2 separate regions of the Homo sapiens genome follow, and region 2 is linked to region 1. The links are chromatin loops, found by intact Hi-C in ENCODE. Cell type or tissue: testis. All regions are shown on one strand.

The links. A loop is a pair of places that touch in the nucleus more often than their neighbours do. Peaks named below come from ENCODE experiments on the same cell type or tissue, not always from the same donor. Only the 100,000 strongest peaks of a DNase experiment are listed, where the experiment ranks them.
Region 2: it touches region 1 in a loop (4-fold over the local background); 16 of 110 quality-filtered maps call a loop at or near these places.

What each region holds. Positions count from the first base shown.
Region 1 is chr22:36,632,049-36,640,048 of GRCh38, reverse strand. All of the region lies in intron 1 of CACNG2 (calcium voltage-gated channel auxiliary subunit gamma 2), which reads left to right. Among named protein-coding and RNA genes, the nearest start is that of CACNG2, 68 kb to the left of the region's middle. In testis, no CTCF peak of the experiment used is centred here; a DNase peak (open chromatin) is centred at 4,358.
Region 2 is chr22:36,690,469-36,698,468 of GRCh38, reverse strand. All of the region lies in intron 1 of CACNG2 (calcium voltage-gated channel auxiliary subunit gamma 2), which reads left to right. Among named protein-coding and RNA genes, the nearest start is that of CACNG2, 9.3 kb to the left of the region's middle. In testis, no CTCF peak of the experiment used is centred here; no DNase peak of the experiment used is centred here.

The DNA of each region.
Region 1 (8,000 bases):
CACTTTTGATGTGGTGCTGAATTTCGGACTTGGAGACTGAGGCTCATGCTGCTGATACACACTGAAACTGACTCCCATTGACAGGAACTCGGGAGACACTGGAGAGTGTCCCTGTGGGGGCTAAATGGCCCCTCCTCAAAAAGTGTTGATGGGGGCTTCCTGCCCAGGGTAGAAGACAGATGACAGGGCCTCAGGGTTCCCATCTGTCTCTAGGGAGCCAGTACCTCTCTCACTGTGTATCACTGGCTCATCCATCCTTGGGCACAAGCCTTCCAGATGTGGGGAGAGAAGGGTTGAGCAGTCATTAATGAAACCACAGCTGCCAACTCCCAATTTCATTTGATGGATGACTGAGATGTTCCCAACCCTTCATCCTTCCCAGTTTTGAGGGGAAAGGGGTAACCAGAGGAACAGGCTTACATGGAGAGGACAAGGATACAAACAGAGATGACACAGGGAGGAGGAGTGGACAGAGGAGGTTGGGTTCCCAAAAGACAAACTGTACCATTCTGGGAAGAAGAGAGGGTGCTGTGTGCCCCTGAAGGGAGAGAGAGAAATGGAGGACACAAATTCACAAAATACTACAATCCCAGACCCACATAAGTCCCTCTTTGCTCTCACACTTCCCTCTACCCAAAACGCTTTCCCCTCCTGTCCAGATGCCTCTGTGGCACTCAGTTATAAGACCTTCCCTAATACCTACCACTTCTTAGGAAGAACTGACCTAACTTCCCTTTATGCCCCTTTTGAGTAATCATCATAAACAACAACAAGATCTCTTTATTGAACTTAGTTTTTACGTACTTTTTATTTCAATTTCATATCAAAACAGCCCCACAAGATGGGTGTTGTTGGCTCCACTTGATAGAGGAGACATCTAGAGCTCAGAGAAGTGAAGTGAAGTGACTTTCCCGAGGTCACACAGACGAGTAACTGGAGGATCCACGATCCAACCTGGAACACCTGCCTCAGAAGCTCAGGCCTTGGCCCTTACATATCTACCCCTCCGCCGGCTGAGTTAGGGAATGGCTGGCACATTTTCTCAGTCACTTTTGCATCTTCAGCACCCAGTTGGTGCTTAGTAAATATTGATGGGAATGACTCATGAATGAATAAATGGATGAAAACTGAGTTATAATGAACAGGAGTCTATAAATATGCTCACATGCACTTACATTTGCAGAGACAATGCTAACAGTTCTTGAGAACCATTTTTTTATTCAATATAAAAAGTGCTTATTGGAAATGTACTGTGTGTGAAACGCTGGGGATATCGTGGGAAGCAGAACTGTCCTGGTCCTTAACCTTCAAGAGCGCATAAAATAGAGGAGGAGAAAAACTAAAAACAGTCAACAATATCACAAATGGAAATGTATTTGCAAATTATTAAAAAGTGAAGTAAAGAGTGCAGGGTACTAAAGAGAGGAGTGTGGTTAGACAGAGGGGGCCAAGAACTCTCTCCAAGTGAGAAATACTTAAGGTTGAATGGAAGTCATCCAGAGAAAAACTGGGGGAGAGTGTTCCAGGCAGAAGGAATGGCATATGCAAAGGCACCAGTGCAAGACTAAGAGCTTAGAGCCTTCCAGAAAGTACCAGAAGCTCAGCATGGACAAAGCAAAGAGCAGGGGCAATGGAAGCAGACAGAGGTAGAGACACAGGCAGAACTAGAAGATGCAGTCCCTCGTGCCCTCAATAAGTGTCCTGGATTCCAGCCAAAGGGCCATGGGAAGCCTCTGAAGGGTGTGAAGCAGGGAAGGGACCTGCGTCAATCTGCTCCTGTTCTGTGGGCAATGCGAGCAGAGAAGGAAGCAAGAAACAGGCAGAAAGACTGGCCAGTGCAATCATCCCAATGGGAGTCGCCTGGGCCATAGGCAGTGATGAGAAATGGGTGGGTGCGAGATCCCTTTGGAAGCAGGAAATGGACCACCAATGATATTGACATAACTCAGACAGGTCCACACATGAACCCACAGAGGAGTAAAGGCAGTATGGACTTCAGAAACAGACAAGATTCTTTTTTTTTTTTTGAGATGGATTCTCACTCTGTTGCCCAGGCTGGAGTACAGTGGCACGATCTTGGCTCACTGCAACCTCCACCTCCCAGCTTCAAGCCATTCTCCTGCCTCAGCCTCCTGAGTAGCTGGGACTACAGGTGTCTGCCACCATGCCCCACTAATTTTTATATTTTTAGTAGAGACAGAGTTTCACCATGTTGGCCAGGGGCTGGTCTCCAACCCCTGATCTCAAGTGATCTGCCTGCCTTGGCATCCCAAAGTCCTGGGATTACAGGCGTGAGCCACCGCACCTGGCCAGGAAACAGACAAGATTCTAATCCGTCACCTATCTTCCATGGCTGTGTGGTTTTAGGCAGCTCACCGACCTCTTGAAGCCTTGGTTTCTTCAACTGGAAAATAAGAGAATCAGCCTCCCCAGGACGATTGTCATTGAATGAGATGATGCATATGACAGTGTGGAGTGCGGTGAGCCTCTCCAAACAACCCAACCTCCCTTTGCCGTCTCCAGATACCGAGAGCCCGACTTCCAAGCTGCCCCCCTGATCACTGGGCTCTACTGCCTACGTAAACATTTTTAAAGAAAATGAATCCCCATATACTCCATGCCAAAGAGAAAATGCAGGCTGGCCTTGCTAGGAAGGCTTGCAACAGCCTGCCAACCTTGTTCCACTAATACTCGTCAGTGGCCACAGTCTCTCATCACTTGAACAGTAACTCAATTACCAGTCCCTGGGCACCTTCAGGCACAAAGCCTCTCCCATGGGTCCCCATTGTTTTTCTGAGAAGCCCAGGACACAAGTCAATTTCTTGGCCCTAATGAGAGCTTTTCACCACCTGACAGTAGCTATTGAGCATGTGCTAAGTAAATGCAGTCTTAAGGCCACCCAGGCCACTTCCCAAGACAAAGGCCCTAGCCAGCCAGGAGGTGCAACATGGGCTCTGGCACCAGAGCCTCACACAGCAGATGTTGCTGCCTTCAAGGCTGGCCCAATTATGATGTTAACGCCCTGGACGTTAATCCCTGGGTCCTTGCCAGCCAGAACCTGCTCTGCTCTCTGGTTTAATAACACAAGTCCTCTGGAGGGATCAAGTATGGATCTTGGGAATGCCACACTTTTAACTGGTCAGATTCAAAGCCCAGCTTCTTCTCTGCATTACAAGCAAGGCCTGAGATTTCCAAGTATTTTAGCCACGTGAATGCCTGCCTACACCGCCACAGGGCAGTCGGTAAGGATTGTGATTGCAACTGAGATTCAGAAAATTAAATGTCTTTCTCAAGGAAATAGAAGACATTCATGGGAACTCCTTGAATACAGATTTGCTTTCCTGACACTCAGATTTCTGAGACTTGTTAAATAAACGAGAAGTTCCACGGGGGTACGGTAAATAGCACAGTGTCTGGCACAGAGTAAACATTTTTGGCATGCATGGCTAGTCCTGATTCAAATTCAATATCAGATCTATGATGTACAGTTCAATGGCTCAGTTGTTTAAAGGTAAAATATCCACTCTGCATTATCAGGGACAATTTCTTAACATCTGTTGCCTCACCATCTAGAACACTCCTGAGCCATCTTTCCCCCTGTCCAGGTTGTGTGTATGCCACAGAAGCTGGTCCCGGGGGAACCTGATCTAGGCGCAACATCAAGGAGGGCTTCCTTGAGGTGGTTGAGTCTATGAGAAACGGATGGCATGTAGGTGTGAAGCTGGCACTGGCGCATTTGGGGGTTGGGGAAGGAACGGGCTTGTAAAGTGCATTCTGAGCAGAGGGAACAGCTTATGCAACATCCCGGGGCTGGATTATGGAGAAGGAGGTGGAAAGGGATAGAATGGGATGAAGATGGAGAGAGAGGCAAGGCTCAGACAATCAGGTACTCAGTGGGCCATGTTAAGAATGTTGGTTTTTATTCTAAAAGCTGTGGGAAGTCATTGAAGAGTTTTGAGGGTGAGAAACGGCAGGAGTGAAATGATCAGATTTGATCTCGAACTGCCTGGAGAAAAGCCTCAGAGGTATGCAGAAAAAGCCCAGTTGCGAAGCTATACCACAGAACGAGATGCAAGGAGTTAGTGGCTTAGGCCAGGAAGGCAGCAGCAGAGACAAAGAGAAGAGGATGGATTTCAAAATTTTTTAGGACCTAACGGATTGGATGTGAGGATGAGTGAAAGGGAAATATCCAGGATGACTCCCAGAATCCTGACTCTCACAACTGGACGTGGTGAGCAAGAGATGCTGGGAAAAGACCACATTGGAGGGATGGGAGGTGAGCGACATGGAGAAGGGAGTGGATCATGAGCTTGGGTTGAGGTGCCTTGGAGACAGCCAAGTGGCAACAACATGTAGGGAGTTGGAGATACGGGAAACTCCCTGTAGGGAGTTTCAAGATACCAGGGCCAGAGTTACAAATGTGGGAGTCACTGATATGAGGGTGGTAACTGAAGCTACAGTTTCCTGGGATTTCTTCGGGACAGATGACATCAAAGGGATGTACCACAATTTACTTAAGCCTTCTCCCACTATTAGATGTTTGGGTTGTTTCTGTCTTTTGACATGGTAAGTGGCCCAGTAACAAGCATCTTTGTCCTCGTTTGTAGCTTTTTTCCATATTCTAGGTTAACTCTCTAAGTAGCTGACATTACTAACATGGTTAGCAATGAATACCTGCTAAGAGAATAAATATATATGTTCATTCTCCCCAGAATAAAATAGAAATTCTTTTTTGATTGACCATTTTTCTTTTTTTTTTTTTTTTGAGACGGGGTCTCGCTCTGTTGCCCAGGCTGGAGTGCAGTGGCGCAATCTCAGCTCACTGCAAGCTCCGCCTCCCGGGTTCACACCATTCTCCTGCCTCAGCCTCCCAAATAGCTGGGACTACAGGCACTTGCCACCACACCTGGCTAATTTTTTTGTATTTTTAGTAGAGACAGGGTTTCACCATGTTAGCCAGGATGGTCTTGATCTCCTGACCTCGTGATCCACCCACCTCGGCCTCCCAAAGTGCTGGGATTACAGGCGTGAGCCACTGCGCCTGGCCTTGATTGACCATTTTTCATCATGGCCTGTGTAACTTCTTTCTTCCAATATCTGGGTGATTTATTAAGTCTTCCCTAACCAGGCCAACCAAAGGGACCTTCTTCCTCTGAATTCTCATGGTTAATCCCAGAGACATTCACTCCAATCTTATCCTTCAGAAGCCTGATATTTTAGGACATATACACACATGAAAGATAATGGTCTTCCCCACTATATAAACTTGAGATCTGGGACTATGTTTTATACTTCTTGAGTCCTCCTCAGAGCCTAGCAAAACCTGGCACAAGATCTATGTGTAATGATTATTGCAGATAACTAACTAAGCAAGAGGATAGTAAGAGCTAATCTATTAAACCCCTGCTATATACCAGACCTGTCCTGGGAGCTCCAAAAAACAAAGTCTATTTCAACCCTCCTAAAAAAATTTTACCAGTGTTTTGCAAAGGTATCAGGGTAATGGTATCTGATATAATAAATAAACCCCCAGATCACAGTGGCTCGATTCATAGAAGTTTATTTCTCACTCACTTTAAGTCCAAAACAGGCAGCTCTCCTCCAAGTATTGATTCAGGGACATATGCCTTTCAATCTTACAGCTCCACTGTCTCCAACACACAGCTTCTGAAGTCACCATGATCCCCTGCCTCAAACTAGAAGGAGAAAAATCATGGCAGATCATCTAGGAGAGGCTGTAATGGGTAGGCTTAGAAGTGACATACATCCCATTCATCACAGCCACTGGTCAGATCCCAGGCCTGTGGTCACACCTAACCAAAAGGAAGCTTGAGAAATGTGGTCAGGCAGAGTGCTAGACTATAGGGAAAACAGCCTTAGGTGGTTCATAGTAGTCTCTGCCACATGAAGATAGAAAGCAAAGCCCAGAGATGCTAAGTAACTTACCTGACGTCACTCAGCCTATACACAACTGAATTAGAATTCACTGTCAAGTCTGTATGGCTTGAAAGTCTATGCTTTTTTTCACCACATCCTACTGATTGGCAACCATCACTGGGGTCCTCTCCTTCTGGGGTGGCCTCTGAGCTGCATCTATTTGAATCATCTTGGCAATTGTTTAATTTCATGTATAACCCAATTCCAAACTGCAGTGAGAGCGACAGATCCACCGAAACCGACTTTCAGATGTATTTTGCAGATGCATCCTCCATTTATTTCAAATGTGTTACTGGCTTGCTGCTTTAACAAGTCAATCAACTCACAGGCATGCCCTTGCAGTACGGAGGTACATATTCCTGTTCTAAAGCCCACGTCTTATAAACTTGACATATTCAGATGCTATGCCTTTTATCGTGAGTAAATTAAGCTCTTAAAATGTCAGAATGTTTTTGTTTCATTTGACATTCTCACCATAGGTCAAACTGCCTCCAAAACAGACATGTCTAAATAGCTGTCTAACCATATCGCTCAGAATGACTTTTTAGGAAGTCTAGGACATCCAGGAGTGTGGTGATCCTGAAGCCCTTGAGCATCAGTAATTCTGTTTGGATCCGTTCCCATGTAAGCAATTTACATCTGCTGTGTTATGGATCCAGAGGTTGGAAAACCAAAAGGGATCTTGGGAAGTCATTGGCTCTAACCTTTGCTTTGCAAGCATAAACCTTAGAACCTTAAAATTGGGAAAAATAATGACATTAGGAAGAACAATAGCAGTTACCCTCCGTGAATGCATTCATTCAACACATAGTTATTGGGAACCCCCTTAGTGCCAAACACTGTTATAGAATCTGAAGATATGGAGCTGGCATTCTGATGGGGGAAAGAGTGGATGCACAAATAAATATAAAATGAGTTAGGTGTTGATGCGTGCTTTGAAGACACATAAAGTAAGAAGGATGCAGAATGATCTGATAGGAAGTTGTAAGGTTACACAGAGTGGCTAGGGAGGGTCACTCTGATATTTGAGCAAAGACCTGAAGAAGTGAGGTAGTGAGGTTCTAGGTAGAGAGAACAGTTAGCAAAGAGGCTTGAAGGGAGAATATGCTGGCGTCTTCCAGAAACAGCAAGTAGATTGGGTGAGCTGGAGACGTGAATTGTAGGAGAGGTGGCAAAGAAGATTGGGAAGGGGGATAGATTGGGTAAGGTCTTATAGCCCAGGAAAAGGATGCTGGGCTTCACTTGGGCTGAGATAAGGAGGCTTGAAGGGTAAGGATAGCTAGAGAAGAGAGGTTTGAGGATGAAGACCTGGGCACTCCACCAGTTAGGGGTCTAGAAGATGAGGAGGAATCCACAAAGAGACTGAGAAGGAGTAGCCAGTGAGGTAGGAAGAGAACCAAGCGAGGGGGTGCCCGAAGGCAAGTGAGAAAGGGGTTCAAGGAGGGAGTGAGCAACCAATTAAATGCCACTGATGGGTCAAGTAAGATGAGGACAGATAACTGACCATCAGATCTGACAAGCAGAGGTCACTGGTAACCACATCATGAGTCATGAGAGGATGCTGGAGATGAAATACTAATGGGAGAGAGAGAGAAGGGGGAAGAGAAAAGGGATTGAGAGAGAGAGAGAGAGAGAGAGAGAGGAGAGGAGAGAGAATCTCCTAGTATTAGCTGGGCATAGCAAAGTTTCTTTACATGAATTTCCCAATTTAATTCACAGGACCAACTTGATGGCAGGGGGAAGGTCAGTTGTTTTTTCCTTTTTACAAATGAGGCCCAGGGGGATCACGCAGCTCCTACGTGTGAAAGCTGGACTTGGTCTTCCCGTGTGCCAGACCGCAGAGCTCCCCTCTTCTTTCCTCAGAGCAGCCTATGTCTTCGAGAGACCATCTGGGGCAGCCGACATAAAATGGATTCTCATTTTTTTAAAAAAAAAAGTCAGAAAATAGGTCATTCAGCTTCCCTTTGAACAGTGCCTGAATCACTCTAATGATTAGCATCTCTCCTTTCGAGTTGTAAATACAGAGGTTCCATCATAGTCCACCCCTGTACATGACCACACAG
Region 2 (8,000 bases), 58 kb before region 1:
CATCTTTTATTTTAGGAAAGCCAATAGCCTTTCCCAGACACGCTTGCCTTCTAGCATGGGTGGGCTGAATCTGGAAGGTACTAACAGGCCTTCACACTGTGCAAGTATTGCTCCATAATTCCCAAGATAATTTGACTTTCTTTAGGTACTTTGCACACAGGAAGCGCATAAGAAATATTTATCAATGGATTGATGCAGAAATTCTTAAAATTACTGAGATGAATGCAAACATCATGAGGATATGTGACAACCAAGTGATCGAGAGAGAGAGAAAGAGGGAGGAGAGTGGGGAGAGAGGGCGAAGAAGAGAGGGAGAGAAAGGAGAGAGGGAGAGAAGGGGGTGCGGAAGTCAGAATGATTTGTTTGTTCTTCCTGGAACTTCTTTTTTTATAAGAATAATAATGAGTCATGAATCCACTATTATAAGATAAGTGAATTCAAAAGGAGTCAGTCATTGAGGCTGCACAGCTCCTAATTGGCTACAGTGAAGGCAAATTATTCAAGGAAAGGTAAAGAAAAATGATCCATGCACACAGCCTCTATAGGAAAGAAAAAAAATATCCAATTGATTTTCTTCCCTTTTCTGCTTCTAAAGTATACCAAAGTTCACTGTGATCTTAATATTCCCCAGAACAGACACCTCTGAGCAGAGAGCAGGCCTTAGAATGGCCCACCCCTGTTTAGCTCCAGCAGAACCTTCTACTCTTTCACAAACCTCCCATCCAATTCAAAGAACCCTGACAACTTTCCCTCAGGCTTGGGTTCTAACCAGCAGCTTTTCCATACAGCCAGGCCTTGCATTCCTAGCCATTCTCACCGTGTTAGCCAAACCCGGCTCCTCTACCTGGAGTCCTGGTCAGTTCACACCACACTCCCTGCCCTTGCTTCCTCTTTCCAGGTGAGCTGAATGAGGCACACAGGAATGAACAACACACCAAAGTCACATGGCAGGCAGTGGCAGAGCCAGAACTTGAATCCAGGCCCCTTATGACTCATCGGGCTACATTGTCCCCCTATCATGTGCCCTCTGCAAGCCTCCAGAGTGCTCTGGGCAGTAGACCCAAGCCACGGTGGCCTCCCGCTTATATCCACTAATAAGCACTGTTACATCTGGTCTGTGTCTTGTTGAGCATCCCTCACTGAGCACTCAACCTGAGCATCTCAAGAAGCCTGAGTTCCAACCCAGTGACTCCCCTGCATACCCCTCCCTCCTAGCTGCCATCTTGAGCTGCTTTGCACCTTTCAGGGTGACGACGACTGTGCCCTGGTCCACGCCCCCTGTGAGCTGAGTAGCTGAGTCTAAGGAAATGCAGCAGTCAATTTCTAATGCTGAACTTCAGGCCAAACTCACCATGTGCCTCTATTTTGTCCTTTCATTTTGGAGCTGTCCCCAGTGTAAATGATCCATGGGTTTATGTTTTCAAGCATTTTCAGAAAATAGCAAATTTACATCCTACGTAACTCACAGAAGTTTTCAGATGAAGTTTTTGTGGTCTCGTTGAAAGAATTGATGCCACACAGACCTGGGTTCACTTCCTGCACTGCAGCCTTGTGTGATCTGGGGCAAGTTACTCAACCCCTCTAACCCTCAGCTTCCTTATCTGGAAAAAAAGGAGGCATAATCTCCTCCTCGAAGGGCAGTTGCTGGCTTAGGGATTAAATGAATGGATGTCTGTCCTCCCTTTTCTCAGATCACCTTATTTGAAATTGCAATCAACAACCTCCACCTGCACTCCTCATCCATCCCCCTTTGCTGTTTTATTTTTACAGAGTACTTACCACCTTGTAGCACGCTCTGTCCTCCACTCATTATATGTGGTGTCTGTCTCTCACCACTAGACTGTCAGCTCCATGAGGGCAGGGATTTTCATCTGTTCTGCTCACTGCTGTGCCCACAGCAATCATGACAGTGCAAGAAGTCAATCTACCTTGTTAATGAATGAACCCATGACTACTGCCTGCTACAGTGTGGGTGTTCAGAAAGGGTGGTCCCTTCACACTGCCGAAGGATTATTCTTCCTGCATGGTGAGCTGTGGTGGCCAAAGCATTAATTTTTTTAACATTCTAAAAAATAAATAATGAACTCAATACAGAGGAAGGAGTGAGAGAAAAGAGGGAGGGATGGAAGGAGGGAGAGAGAGATGGAGAGAAAGAGAGAGAGGAAGAGAGACTGAACGCATAAAGGACAATAGTAAAAAAGATAATGGAAACAAAAAGTGCTTGGAGAGAAAACAAATGCCTGAGAAGAAAGCGCCGGGGGTGCAAGTCCTCTAAATAGATCCTGGCCACACATTCCTCCCTCCACACCATCTAAAGTGTCTGTCACAGATCCTGGGGGAGAGCTTCCCTTGAGTGTTCGCTTTCAGGTTGAGGGGAGGAGAAGATATAAATCCAGACTGATAATGCAAGAAATATTTCATCAAAATGCAATGTCTCCTTTTAACCTCAAATATAAGTATTTTGGTCAAAAACCCATATTCAAACGCAATAGGCATTGTACGTTTCCAGGTTAGTTCGCAGCCATAGATGGGACAATTCCTTCACTCATTTATTTTATTGGTGAAATCTTTCATGAGCCCCTGTAAAGCGCCAAGCACTAGGCCATGAGGTGAGAACATCATAGGAAGCAGCGTCCTTCAGGGTCACTGCCCTTGTTGAACCCCGATTCACATTATTTGAATCCCAATTCACATAATCTCACATGTATATAAATTACAGCTCTGATAAGTGCTATTCACAGGAGATGCATGAGACGTGAGCTCATAATACTGGGATTCTAGCTAACCAGGGAAGGCTTCCCTGAGGAGGTGAGATGGGAGTGAAGACCTGAAGGATGAATAGGAGTTAATCCAGGTGAAGAGAGGAAGAAAGGACATTCCAGATCGGAGGGCAGCATGTCCAGAGATAGGCAAGGAAGGAATGAGACAAGTACCAAGAGAAGGCCAGGGTGGATAGGAAACTGAGAGGGGTGGGGGTGGGGGAGTGGCAGGGTGGTGATGCTGGATGGGGTGGGAGGGGCAAGTGGAAGTGGTCAGGACCCAAAGGGCTTTGTTAGTCTTGTTAAAGGGTACTGTTCTGTTATGTTTTTTGGCTTCTTGCTTATAAGCTGTGTGACCTTGGGTTAGTCAATTCTGTCTCTGTGACTTATACTCACCTACAGAATGGGGATAAAAATACCTGCCTTTATAGTTGTTGTAAGGATTAGAGCAGCTGTTTCCTTTTTTTCCTTCCTTTCTTTCTTTCTTTTTTTAAGAGACAGAGTCTCACTCTTTCACCCAGGCTAAAGTGCAGTGGCATGATCATAGCTCACTGCAGCCTTGAACTCGAGGGCTCGAGTGATCCTCCCGCCCCAGTCTTTGAAGTAGCTGAGAAGACAGGCGCAAACCACCACACCGGGCTCATTTTTAAGTTTCTTGTAGAGATGAGGTGTCACTATGTTTGCCAGGCTGGTCTCGAACTCCTGACCTCCAGTGATCCTCTGACCTGAGCCTCCCAAAGTGCTGGGAGTACAGGAGTGAGCCTCTGTGCCTGGCTCTTTTCCTGCTTTGCCATGCTGCTTTTGCTTCCACGCCGATCTGAATACAGTGGTTTCTTAGGCTTCTCAGCTACCCATGACAGTTCAGAGAAGGGTAGAAATAGACTCAAATAACTTTCAATCAACAAAATTTAAAAATGTGTTGACAGTGGGTGCCCACCCTTTGTGAAACCTAGGCAGGCAGTGGTGAACAAGTTCCTAAGCCTGCTTCCAAGACCCTCCAGGGGAGTCCTAGCAGGGGACCCTAAAGAATAAGAATCTTGCAAAATGGCTCTGTTTCATCCTAAACATTTGAGACAGCCCCATACCCTAGTGCCACCTCTCCTTATTACCCTCCCACAAATTCAGAGAGATTCTTGGCATATTTTACAATCAGTTAGAATTATCGAGGATTTCAGCTGCAATTTGAATGAGGCTCAGTTATAACACCAGATTTTTTGAAAATAGGAATAAGAGATGTTAACTGTGCTCCCCAATGCCAGGAAATGCATGTCACTAGCTGTGGGATTGCTGGTGAGCTGCGATGGCCTAGCCAGCCCCCAGTCCTTTCTCCTGGGTACATAAAAGGCTTTATTCTCCCAGTTCCATATTCTCTCAGTTCTAAGACACCGCTAATTGTAAAATGACCTGTCTACCAAAAACAGCCTTCAGGGGAGAGGGGGACAAATTTAATGTTCCACATTAATTATAAAATACACTCTAATTTCAAAAATCTTGCAACTTAAAATACGAGCCTTAGAATCAAAAGAAGACGGTCAGCTATCTTGCTGCAGGGAGAAACGTAGGCAGGGTGCTAAGAAAGCCCAGAGGATTTCTCCAGCATGCAGCTGGTGCCTGCCCCGTGACTCAGGAAGCAGCATAGAGCAGAATGTGGCCTTACCAGCAACTTGCTTGAGGAGGAAAAGGGTGATGGTTGCTCTTTTCCAACAACTGTTCCCGAGTATTTGCCAGGTACTGTGTGGGACTCTAGGATAGAGTTGAAAGACTCAATCTGTGCCCTCAAGGAATTCAGTCTAGTAGAGGAGATACCCCAGTGAACAGACAATGATAACTGCACAGCATGAAATGTACGCACAGGGGATTCTGGGAGCACAGGGATTGGGGAGGAAGGGATGCCAGGGAGGACTGAGTTCTCAAGGATGCAGAGTATGGGTGAGCAAGCTAAGGAAAGAAAGAGCACTTCAGACAGCAGGAACAGCATGTGCAGAAACAGATGCCCATATGTTGGGCATTGGCAATGCCAATGGTCCCATGGAAGGTAGAAAGCAGAAAGGGGTGAGGCTGGAAGGCAGCACAGATGTGACCCCAAAGGCACAGAAATGCCTCACAGAGACATTTGTGTTTCAGCATGAAAGAAAAGGGAAGCCCAGAAAGGTAGGAAGCCAGGTAGGATCATCACAACTGGCTTTTCCACTGTCTAGGTCACTGGTTGTTGAGGGCTTAATGGATGGGATGAGGAGTGGGTCAGGGCTGATGAGACTTGCTGAGCAGGTGAGAAGGTGGTTGCAGTGACCAGGTGACTTGCACTAAGTTAGTCATAGTAAACAGAGAGTAAAGGGGAGAAGGGAGATTGTAAGTGATGTACAATAGAGGGACGTCCAGTCTCCCCTTCTCTTCTCACTTCCCAGCATAACAAGCATGACTGAACACATACTATGTGCTAGTCCCTCCCATTACAAATATGTGGCTACAGAAAGTCTCTATTCAAATATCACCTTCTCAAGGAGGCTTCCTGACCACCCTGTCTACAGTAGCCCCCCAAGTCCTGTCCCCTTTTTTCTTTTTTTTAGACAGAGTCTCGCTCTGTTCCCCAGGCTGGAGTGCAGTGGTGCAATCTTGGCTCACTGCAGCCTCCGTCTGCTGGGTTAAAGCAATTCTTATGCCTCAGCCTCCCGAGTAGCTGGGATTACAGGCGCACACCACCATGCTTATCTAATTTTTGTATTTTTAGTAGAGACGGGGTTTTGCCATGTTGGCCAGGCTGGTCTTGGACTCCTGACCTCAGGTGATCCACCCACCTCGGCCTTCCAAAGTGCTGGGATTATAGGCATGAGCCACTGCGCCTGGCTTCTTTTTTAACTTTGTATTTTTATTTTTTTAGCACATGCATGTTTCTGACCTGAGTTCCCCTGTAAGACTGGAAGCCCCATGAGGGCAGGGACCATGTCTGCCTTGTCCATCACCATCTCCCCAAAGTCTTGTCTAATTTCTGGCACTAAGAAAGTGCTTGGGAGCTAGGTGTCAAATGAACAAATAAAGAGATGGGGCCTGGCCTCTGGGAGTTGCCCACCTAGTGAAGGAGATGGGCTTTTAAACAAAAACTCCAGGCATCCATTGACCAGTCTTTTCTCCTAAGCTTGGCTGAAACCACATGCTGAAAAACGCTTGGTAACAAGCAGGTGTTTCCCCTGCAACCTGGGAGGTCCTCTGTGGTGCCTCCTGGGCCCCAGCTTTGCCATAAAAGCTGATAAGTCACTGCCTGCTGGGAAGCAGTCATCTTTTCTCTCCATTGCAATCCTTGTTAGTTACTGCCGGGCCCAGAGGCACTGACTTAGCAACCCTGGGTTTGCCTTTGCGGAGTGCCGTCCCACTTCCTTACTGACACTATATTCATTCACTCTCTCCTGAACTTCTTTGACCTTGGGTAGCCTTCCTTCGGCTAACAAGCATGCCAGGGATCAGGTACAAGATCCCAGGTGCATGGTTGCTGGAGCCTCGTTGTAGGAAGAATCCACCCGTTGTCTTGCCACCCCCTCCATCATGCAACTTCAATGCCCCAGTGCCAGCCTCTCTGACCTTGCACCAGGCAAAACTCACTGGAGACCAGCCACTGCTGACCCCTAGACCAATTCTTATCCCAGTTTTGCCCCATGGCTCTCCTGTCTCATTTTCTCTGCTTAAAGGATGTATGCACTTTTTTCTATCATATTTTCCCCCAACCTGGATCTCTCTATCTCTGATAAGGGATACATGTTATCCTTTCTCCTTCCTGAATTTTCGCTAGTGTTGATAGCTCTTGTCTCCATTTTCCTCCACCATGTTTGCAGAGTAGGTAATCCTGAAAAACAACGGTTCTGCCATCACTTCAATACTAATAGTAACAATAATAATAATAGGTAGTCATTCGTTGAGTGTTTCCTTTGTGCTAAGCACTGTTTTAGATGCTCTCCAGAGGCTCTTATTTAATCTTCACAATTCTGAAGATATGTGCTGTGATACCCATTAACTCCATCTTAAGAGGCTCAGAGATGTTAAGTAACTTGCCCCAGGTCACACAGCAAATGGCAGAGCTGGGATTCCAACCCAAGCCTGTCCAACCCCAAAACCTGTGTACAGCCTTCTATGACACTAATTATATCTTCCATTTTCTCTTGGCTCCCAAGTCTATAAATAAACTTCTTTCAGATGTTGAGGGCAATGCTGAACAGAAATGCTGTTTGTACTCCCTTGCATGATGAAGTCTTCAGCATTTTGAGCTTATCCAGGGCAGGGTGGGGGAATAGTGAAGGGACTGCCAGATTTCCTCACTGCTTTGAAAACAGAAGTTCCCTCAAAATGCAAGGACATCAGTCTCCTTGCAGTTTGTGAAGGTGCGGAAGTGAATACAGATACTCCCTCTCCCCCTGCCTTCTGCCCAAAGGCCCCTTTCCCAGCCACATCCTACTTTGTCTCCAGGACTTAGTGAAGTTGTCACCTCTCTCTGCTGCCTCCCACCCTGCTCCCTCCCACCTGGGGTCTGCTTCCTCCAGATCCCAGCATCTAATATCTTTTATGTTGCTTGTTTCCATTCCTGTGTCTTCCTCTAGATCATGAGTTCCCTCATCTATTTCTTCAACAAAATTTACCAAGTTACTACCATTGCCAGGTGCTGTCCTAGGAAGAGGTGTGAACAAGCATGAAGTGTTTAGGGGACCACTTGAGGTTTATACTATTGCGGGAGAACAAGGTATGGGAGAGGAGATAGGGGAAGGTGTTAGTAATGAGGGATGAGATTGGGCAGAGGCCCCATCACAAAGCAATGATTATACGGTGAGATTGCTCAATGTTTGTTGAATGAATGAGTGAGTGAATATAGAAAAAAGACATAGCACAAAGCTTGACATCTGGGATTAGGATGCCTATTTAATCTCAGATTTTTCCCATCATCGTCATCATCATCATCATCATCAGGATGCATTCTTTCCCAGTGAGGCCTGGAGTTCATGTCAGCTCACATCTGACAGCCTGGGTTCAAATCCCACCCCTGTCACTTATGAGCTATGTTCCCTTGGACAAGAAATATAGCCTAAGTCTATTTTTCACGTGTAAAATGGGGATAATCATTTTGTCTCCCTCCTGAATTGCTTGTGAAATTTTGGTGGGATGCTCCACGTAGAGTGCTTACCGAGGTGCCGGCACACAGTGAGCACTTGACAAATGTCGGGTGCTGTCATTACCAGTGGTGTGTTTATTATTTATGACGCT